Linked DNA regions of Homo sapiens: all the other regions are linked to region 1. Evidence: chromatin contacts called from ENCODE Hi-C or POLR2A ChIA-PET data. All regions are on one chromosome and are shown on one strand. The core of a region is the stretch at or near the end of the contact, and the rest is flanking DNA. Distances in the headings are between cores, read along the strand shown.

Region 1 (2,658 bases), core at 71-2,570:
TTCTGAAATGCCAACCTGCCAGGGCCCCCAAAATAGACTTGTTGTTGTGGCTTTTTTTAAAAATTAGAGACCTCATTTAAATCCTGAGACAACAGCCAGCAAGTATCTATCACTAACAATCCAAAACATTAATAAAACTAAAAAGCTAAAGTCATCAAAAATTCTACCTCGGATTCCTTAAATCCCTCAACTGGGGAGGAAAAAGATTATAAACGGCTAAAAGCCCTTTACCAGGGAAAATAACCACTGTATTTAAATTGCGCTTCTTCCAAAGCAACTTCTTTTGCTCCATTGATTCATTTCTCTCCATAACCCTCCCCCACATTCTTAATACATATGTGTAAAGGGATTTTCAAAAATTGAAAAGAACAGCAAAAATAAACAATAAAGACAAAACAGGCTGCTTCTTACCTACAAAAGCCTAGGGGCAAGCATGGAGATAGGTCTTCTGTCTACAGCTGGTAACAGGTGGTGGTATAGAAGTGTGCATCAAACTGACCTTTAAAGACTTCAGGAGCCAAGATCGTGTCCGACTCCCGTTTCAGCTTCAGCCTCAACCCCCGTTAAGAAGTTTTATTCAGATAGTTTATTTCCACGGAGCAATAGCGGTTTCTCTTTGCTGCCTCGGAACATGGTTACCCACAGATGGAACAGGCTGCTGTGTGAGCAATCTGCTCAGTGCAGCTGCTTCACCAAGATAAAGCAGACACAAGGTCTGCCCTGTGACAGCAGCTCAGCAGACTGGGCTTGGGCGGAAATCCTGCATCCTATCCCCTGCACTGTGCAGGGTCTTGAATTCTCAGACTGCTGCCCAAAAGCAACAGGCAATGGAACTAGAGGTCCACTCCCCAAGCAGGAAAAGGAAGGAGTTCCCCGTCAACAACACCCCTAGCCCAAAAAAAACAAAAACAAACAAACAAAAAACCACCAATGACCTAATACCACCATTTTGGATGTTGGGAAGTCAGCTCAGAACAATACTTACAGCTGTTCATGAAACCACTCTGACTCTAAATTTGCTCAGAATACAGACTAGGATGATAGGGGAGGAAGGGAGTTTCAGGCTTGTAGATAAAACACAGCTTTTTGGCACTGTTTTCTATGGTACTAGAGAAAAGGATTAAGCCATGTGAATAAAAACATCTGCTAAATTCTTTCACCACTTTAGAGTACCTGTGATCTAGGCATTGTTTTCTAGGTTTGCAAAGTTGCAACCACTCCAGAATGAGACAGGAGTGTTTATAAGCTTAAGCAACCAAGCAGTAAGTCTACAATACAGGAAGCAAAATCTGTCCAACCCTGAGATGACGTGCCCCTCCTGATGGTGGTGACTATTAACTTGGCTACCTACCCAATGAGTGCAAGGCCTCAAAACAACAAAGATGCCTATATTTTTACCAGGACACCACAGTGACTCTTAAGGGAATCTGCTTCTCAGACTGTTAATTTTGTATTATGTTTTGCTTACCTGCTGCTGGCTCAGGCCCCTGGACAGGTAAAATGATCTTCTCTGGCTCCTCCCTTCCAGCAAAACATCCTGCAAGGCTCCCCGTGGCTTCCTCAGGAGTACTGCCCATTGGTAGGCTCTCCCCAGGTGGGAAAGTACTCACTTTTTCTGTAAAAGCACTCTCTAGTCCTTTAGTGAGAGGACCCAACTCAGGGCTGGACAGTGACATGTGACAGGCCTCCCCCTCAGTAAGCAGTGCTCCAGCGGCCTTGACTTGTTCGATGACAGCATCCACTATACGGCTGGCAGCCTCCTCTATCAAGTCTGCCCCCTTAGGCAGAGGTGCGTCCTGGGCAGAGACCATGCAAGGTAGAGAGGGAGTGCTCCTTTCCCTGCCTGAAGGCGGGGCTCGCATGACTTCCCTCACACCAGCTGGGGCCCCATCATCATGGGCTGAGAGCTCCATGTCTGTGGGGAGCTCCTTGGCAACAGGCTGCAGTAGGACAGGATGTGCTTCATCGTCTATTTGGGCTTCCTCAGCGTCACCCATGGTACAGCTGTGGTCTGCTCCCTCCAGCTTCCCTTTCTCCCAATCAAGAGGTATCATCTCTGGGGTTCCAACTCCCTGTGGGTCAGTCACAGCTTTGTCCTGTAGAGCCACTGGCAAACCTAGAACGGCATTCTTCTCTTGGCTCAACAAGACGTTTGGAATCAGGATGTCTTGGGTGTTGTGTGATATATTCTCTCTTCTGGGCTCAGCCATACCTTGTAGAGCATTAACCCCTGTAACATCCACCGTCACATCTCCACTCACCTCACAGGCACTAGTTTTTCCCTGGGATTGAGTGTTCTTCACTCCAACATCCAGAGGAGAAGGCTGACTGCAGTTAAGAGCATCGGACCCATCAGACCCATCTGGCAACAGACATGGCAACAGAGCGGAGCTGTTGTGCTCTGCCCCCAAGGCTTCCTGCCTTGACTCTGTGGCCAGACTTGCTCCTGGTGGCACCAGGCTCTGGGCAGCCCCACCTTGAGTCAGCAGTGAGACTTGTGGGGCCACTTCCTTGTTATGTTCAGTTTCTGCCTTAAGAAAGGCAGAGGATGCACCCGGTGAATTACTTAGCTGAAGTGCTTTGTCCTTGGCACAGTCAGCTGAGATTGATTTTTCATGAAATTGTTGAGTATCTTGTCCAGGAGGTGGTGTTCTCTGC
Region 2 (2,658 bases), core at 46-2,545, 220 kb after region 1:
TCTCCTGGGCTCAAGCAATCCTCCCACCTCAGTCTCCCCAATAGTTGGGACCACAGGAATGCAATCATGCCTAGCTAATTTTATTCTATTTTTTTTTTTTTTTTTTTTGTAGAGTTGGGGTCTCAACTATACTTTCCATGCTAGTCTTGAACTCCTGGCTTCAAGTGATCCTCCTGCCTTGGCTTCCCAAAATGCTGAGATTACAGGTATGAGCCATCATGCTCAGTTCATTTCCAGGTCTTTTTTTTTTTTTTTGAGACAAAGTCTTGCTCTGTCTCCCAGGCTGGAGTGCAGTGGTGTGATCTCAGCTCACCGCAACTTTTGCCTCCTGGGTTCAAGCAACTTTTCTGCCTCAGTCTCTCAAGTAGCTGGGATTACAGGCACCCACCACCAGGCCCAGCTAATTTTTTTGTATTTTTAGTACAGACAGGGTTTCACCATGTTGGCCTAGCTAGTCTTGAACTTCTGACCTCAAGTGATCCACCCGCCTCGGCCTCCCAAAGTGCTGGAATTACAGGTGTGAGCCACCACGCTCGGCCTTTTTCCAGGTCTTTATGATTCTAAATTCCTGTTCTCTTTTCATATAGCATGAATGCACAACTTCTTTTTCTTTCTCTAGGAGGATCTGGGTGAGGGGAACATTTCTGGTTTGTCTTTTGAAAGAAATAAATGCAGATTATTGAGACCTACAGGAGCCTAGGTCTGTCTGGGTTTGCAGTACAAGGTGATCCTGACCCTCCCCGACTACAGTATTTACTCATGAAGTTCAGATTCAGAGAAAGAGGTTGACCTAGAGAAGATGGAGCAAACCTGGACCAAGGAGACACTTTTGACAAGACTTTTCTATTTGGTTTAAGCCTCTACAAACCGATATCATTGTTTTTAGTACAGCATGCACTAATTGCATCGATATTTTATTTTTGGCTAGTTCATGTTGCAGATATTATTTAACAATATAAATAAATATGTCCCTTCATTTTGGATGCATTATACACATCTTTCCTGAGTTCTTGAATACAGTGATGAGCAGAATTGAACAGGTGCATTTCCATCTATGTGGCCTTAGGATTGTTTCTGCTAGAGTAGAATGAAGTTTGGTAGTTTGGTCAATGACCATAATACCACTCACCTATCCAGTCTGTCTCTCTCTGGCACATTAGCACTGCCCTTTTCCCCCAGGGAAGTCCACTTTAGTCCACTGGAATTTGTGAAACCAGCTGCACCTTGGCAAGCCCTGGCCTGGGATTAATTTGGCAGGGAGGTTATTCTGAGAAGTCTCTGACTCATAACTTTGGGGCTAACTCTGAGTACCAAGCCCCAGCCCTGCCCTCTTTTGATTTTTCTCTGTGCTGATTCATTCTGGGTTGGGACTTTATTGTCAGCAGTCATAATTGTATATGGGTGGAACTTGGTTTTTAAATATGGCAAGGAGCCAAGTCTAGGGCTTCTGCTAGCTTTGTTATTAATTGTGTCATTTTTTATTAACTGAAAAAAGGAAGAAAAGAAGGGATGATAGGAAGTAGAGAAAAAGGAAGTAAAAAAAAAAGAAATATCCCACTGACCCAAGCTGAAACCTATTCTCTTCCACCTTCTATATTTTCTCCAAGCCCTTGGAAAGACTTGTCCTGAATCTTGCTCACATGAGAAGAAGCCAAGTGCAGTAGAAAAAGTACAGCCGGGCACAGTGGCTAATGCTTGTAATCCTAGCACTTTGGGAGGCCAAAGTGGGCGGATCACCTGAGGTCAGGAGTTCGAGGCCAGCCTGGCCAACATGGTGAAACCCCATCTCTACTAAAAATACAAAAATTAGCCAGGCGTGGTGCTGCCTGCCTGTAATCCCAGCTACTCAGGAGGCAGAGGCAGGAGAATCACTTGAACCCAGGAGGTCGAGGTTACAGTGAGCAGAGATCATGCTCTCCAGCCTGGGTGACAGAGCGAGACTCTGTCTCAAAAAAAGAAAAAGAGAGAGGATAGATTTTGGGGTTAGCATATCTGAATAATTGTATGATCATAGGCAAGTTATTTAAACCTCTTTGAAACTCTGTTTCCCAATCTGTAAAACAGCAATAATATTTACTTTTAGGGTTGTCATGATGGTTAGAAATATTCTGTATAAATTGTCTGGTACATTAAAAAGCATTAATAACTTGAAAATATCATTGTTATAGCTATTTTTATTTTTATTTTTATTTTTATTTATTTATTTATTTTTGAGACGGAGTCTCCCACTGTCGCCCAGGAGCGCAGTGGTGCAATCTCAGCTCACTGCAAGCTCCACCTCCTGGGTTCAAGCCATTCTCCTGCCTCAGCCTCCCGAGTAGCTGGGACTACAGGCTCTCGCCACCATGCCCAGCTAATTTTTTGTATTTTTTTAGCAGAGACGGGGTTTCACCGCGTTAGCCAGGATGGTCTCGATCTCCTGACCTCATGATCTGCCTGCCTGGGCCTCCCAATATGCTGGGATTACAGCCGTGAGCCACCGCGCCCGGCCAATATCTGAATAATGGTATGATCATGGGCAAGTTATTTAAACCTCTTTGAACCTCTGTTTCCCAATCTGTAAAACAGCAATAATATTTACATTTAGGGTGTCATGATGGTTAGAAATATTCTATATAAGGTGTCTGGCACATTAAAAAGCATTAATAACTTGCAAAT
Region 3 (2,658 bases), core at 88-2,587, 140 kb after region 1:
CTCCCATGTAGATTCGTTCTGCAACCAAGTCAAAGGTTCACTGGCACTAGAATAAGAGATGTGAAAACATTTTACTTTTTATTGCCTTTAGGATTTCATTTCCACACCTCCTCAACTACCTTTTATTGCTCATCCTAGTTCACTAGTCCAAATGTACTAAGGTGAAATCTGGAAGGGGCCACCTTTCATTGTTTTCTATTTTGTCTGTCTGAATAAGCCTGAGGTAGCAGCAACGTGCTCCACTCTAGCCTGAGTTCTAAATGTTGAACCCAAGCATAACACCTGTCAGGAATAAATATAATTCATATAACAAGTAGCTGGCTCGAGTGGAAAGCCCTAAATCACTAAATAAAATAATTTAGCAATTAATAGAGTGGATTAATATAAAGAAGTCTGCTTCAAACTGTCCAAATATCCCACCTCCCTTTGTACTCATTATAGCCCCAAGCCTTAGCCCGAATCACTAGGATAAAAATTCCTGCCAGCAGATGTCAATCAGGGGAAAGGCCCTGAATTCCTGTACAAACATATCAACCACCTTTCTGTTTTCAAAAAGGTTACTATGGCAACAAAATAAACAACAGATTAGAATAAGCTATGCCATTTGATGAAGTGAGCACATCAATGGCAAGTTCTGGCAGTCAAGTAGCCTTGACAGTCATAAATACCTCCTAAATGAAGAAGGAAAAATCAGGCTCCAGAATCACAAATACCCTACACACACACACACACACACACACTTTTTTTTTTTTACATGAAACCAGTGCTTTTTACCCACTGACACAAATGCAAATACAGTCATGTACCACAAAATGACTTTCCAGTCAACCACGAACCGCATATAAGACAGCAGTCGGTCACATAAGATTATAATGCTGTATTTATACTGTACCTTTTCTATGTTTAGATATAGATACTTACCATTGTGTTACAACTGCAAATACTCTGTGCCCATATCGCCAGAAATTTATTTCATGGTTCTACTAACAAAAACAAATAATAATAATAAGGAATGCTGATACACCACAGAAGGATCCTTGCTGAGTAGGTAGTTCATTTTACAGATGAAGAAAGTGAGTGGACTTGCCTGGGAATCCACAGCTAGTAATTAGTTAATACTTAAGAAAGTAAAATTGATGATGAAATCAATCCAATTCAAGAAATGTTCCCTATTAAAACTCTAAGCTCTCTCACTTTATCTTTTTATTCAGCTAATAAACACCAAAGCTAAAACAGGGCCTCAGAGTTGAAAGCACAATACAGAAAGGAGAAGAGAAACAAGTCTTAATTTGAGTAGGACATAAGGGGATCTTGGGACTTCTAAATCTGATAGAAAATAAAAGGAAGACCACAGAAGCCAGAAAACTGTGTTGGGGGGTGGGGGGAGAACTATCTTTCTTAAACCATGAAATAAGACACAGGTTAACAATTTTAACTGAATGATACTTAAGTTTTCCCCAACTTTTCAAACCTACCACATACTAGCTGAGTGACACTGGGCAAATTATTTAACCCAAGCCTAAAAAAAGCAGGGAGTTAGGGAGGATGAAGAGAGGAAACAAATTTTTCATGCTATTTTAATGTAATTTTAATGCTTCACAGAGCTTTCTGGGATACAAGGCCTAGCTCACAATAGATGCTCATCAAATGTGAGTTCCCATCCTTTTCCCTTCTCAAGAGAAATATTTTTTAAAAGGCCTGAATCCTTCAGTAGATCCAAAAATTATTCCAAGAAACTAAGTGGTCCAGAGTCCCTATTTCAATTGCACAAAATTAAAAGTGTTGCTGAGCCAAAATCAGGATGGCAATGATAGGGGAAGAAAGTTTTTTCTTCATACTTGTGGTAATTTCCAAACGTTTCTGTAATAAACATGTTTTAGTTTTATAGTTAGAAACAACTATTTGGAAAAAGAAAATAAAATGTTTTAAGAAGAGTTTCATCATTCTCATGCTAGAAATAAATATATATATAATATATATTATATATAATATAATATATATTATATATAATATAATATATATTATATATATTATATAATATATATTATGTATATTATATATGTATATTTTATATTATATATATATATATTTTTTTTTTTTTTTGAGACAGAATCTTGCTCTATCACCCAGGCTGGAGTGCAGTGGCACGATCTCGGCTCACTGCAACCTCCGCCTCCTGGGTTCAAGCAATTCTCCTGCCTCAGCCTCCTGAGTAGCTGGGATTACAGGCACCTGCCACCATGCCCAGCTAATTTTTGTATTTTTAGTAGAGACGGGGTTTCACCATGCTGGCCAGGCTGGTCTCGAACTCCTGACCTCGTGATCCGCCCACCTCAGCCTCCCAAAGCGCTGGGATTACAGGCATGAGCCACCGCGCCCAGCCTAAAAATATTTTTAACAAATGTTCTGTCCAATAGCTTGTACTATCCTAGGCTTACCCAGCCCTAACTGTGCAAAATAAGATTTCATAATCATCCCTAGGGAGAGGATAACAGAGTCACCTTCTTAACTAAAGCCAAATTGACCAGAACTCTATTCGTTGTTCCCAAAGACTGTGAATATCTTCTTAAAGGGCAGAATAAAGCAAAGTGAACTATGATAGAAAAGCTCCCTACAATAAGGCCAAGACCCAAGACAAACTCCTTTCCTCCCTCTTCT

Evidence for each region. Hi-C counts contacts between places; a loop is a spot of excess contacts on that map. ChIA-PET counts read pairs that join two places held with the same protein, here RNA polymerase II (POLR2A). Pooled maps may share reads with other maps.
Region 2: a loop to region 1 is called in a map of aorta, with 2.7 times the contacts of the local background. The contact joins two enhancer-like sites. A Hi-C loop is called at or near these places in 1 of 168 maps with a recorded cell type or tissue (aorta) and 6 of 50 pooled maps. POLR2A ChIA-PET finds 5 or more read pairs at or near these places in 1 of 52 experiments (BJ).
Region 3: a pooled map shows a loop between it and region 1 (5-fold over the local background). The contact joins two enhancer-like sites. A Hi-C loop is called at or near these places in 3 of 37 single-sample maps with no recorded cell type and 6 of 50 pooled maps. POLR2A ChIA-PET finds 5 or more read pairs at or near these places in 1 of 52 experiments (activated T-cell).

Annotation. Positions count from the first base shown.
Region 1 is chr15:85,580,918-85,583,575 of GRCh38, reverse strand. It overlaps AKAP13 (A-kinase anchoring protein 13), which reads right to left. Exons shown (of 37, transcript NM_007200.5): 7 at 1,469-2,658. Among named protein-coding and RNA genes, the nearest start is that of LINC02883, 180 kb to the left of the region's middle. RefSeq lists a silencer at 1,904-2,198. Within about 2 kb of position 1,320, at least 33 of the 41 ENCODE cell types and tissues checked have a DNase peak (open chromatin) inside an H3K27ac peak, as active enhancers do.
Region 2 is chr15:85,356,793-85,359,450 of GRCh38, reverse strand. No RefSeq gene overlaps it. Among named protein-coding and RNA genes, the nearest start is that of MIR7706, 22 kb to the left of the region's middle. Within about 2 kb of position 1,295, at least 12 of the 41 ENCODE cell types and tissues checked have a DNase peak (open chromatin) inside an H3K27ac peak, as active enhancers do.
Region 3 is chr15:85,441,855-85,444,512 of GRCh38, reverse strand. All of the region lies in intron 1 of AKAP13 (A-kinase anchoring protein 13), which reads right to left. Among named protein-coding and RNA genes, the nearest start is that of AKAP13, 63 kb to the right of the region's middle. Within about 2 kb of position 1,337, at least 8 of the 41 ENCODE cell types and tissues checked have a DNase peak (open chromatin) inside an H3K27ac peak, as active enhancers do.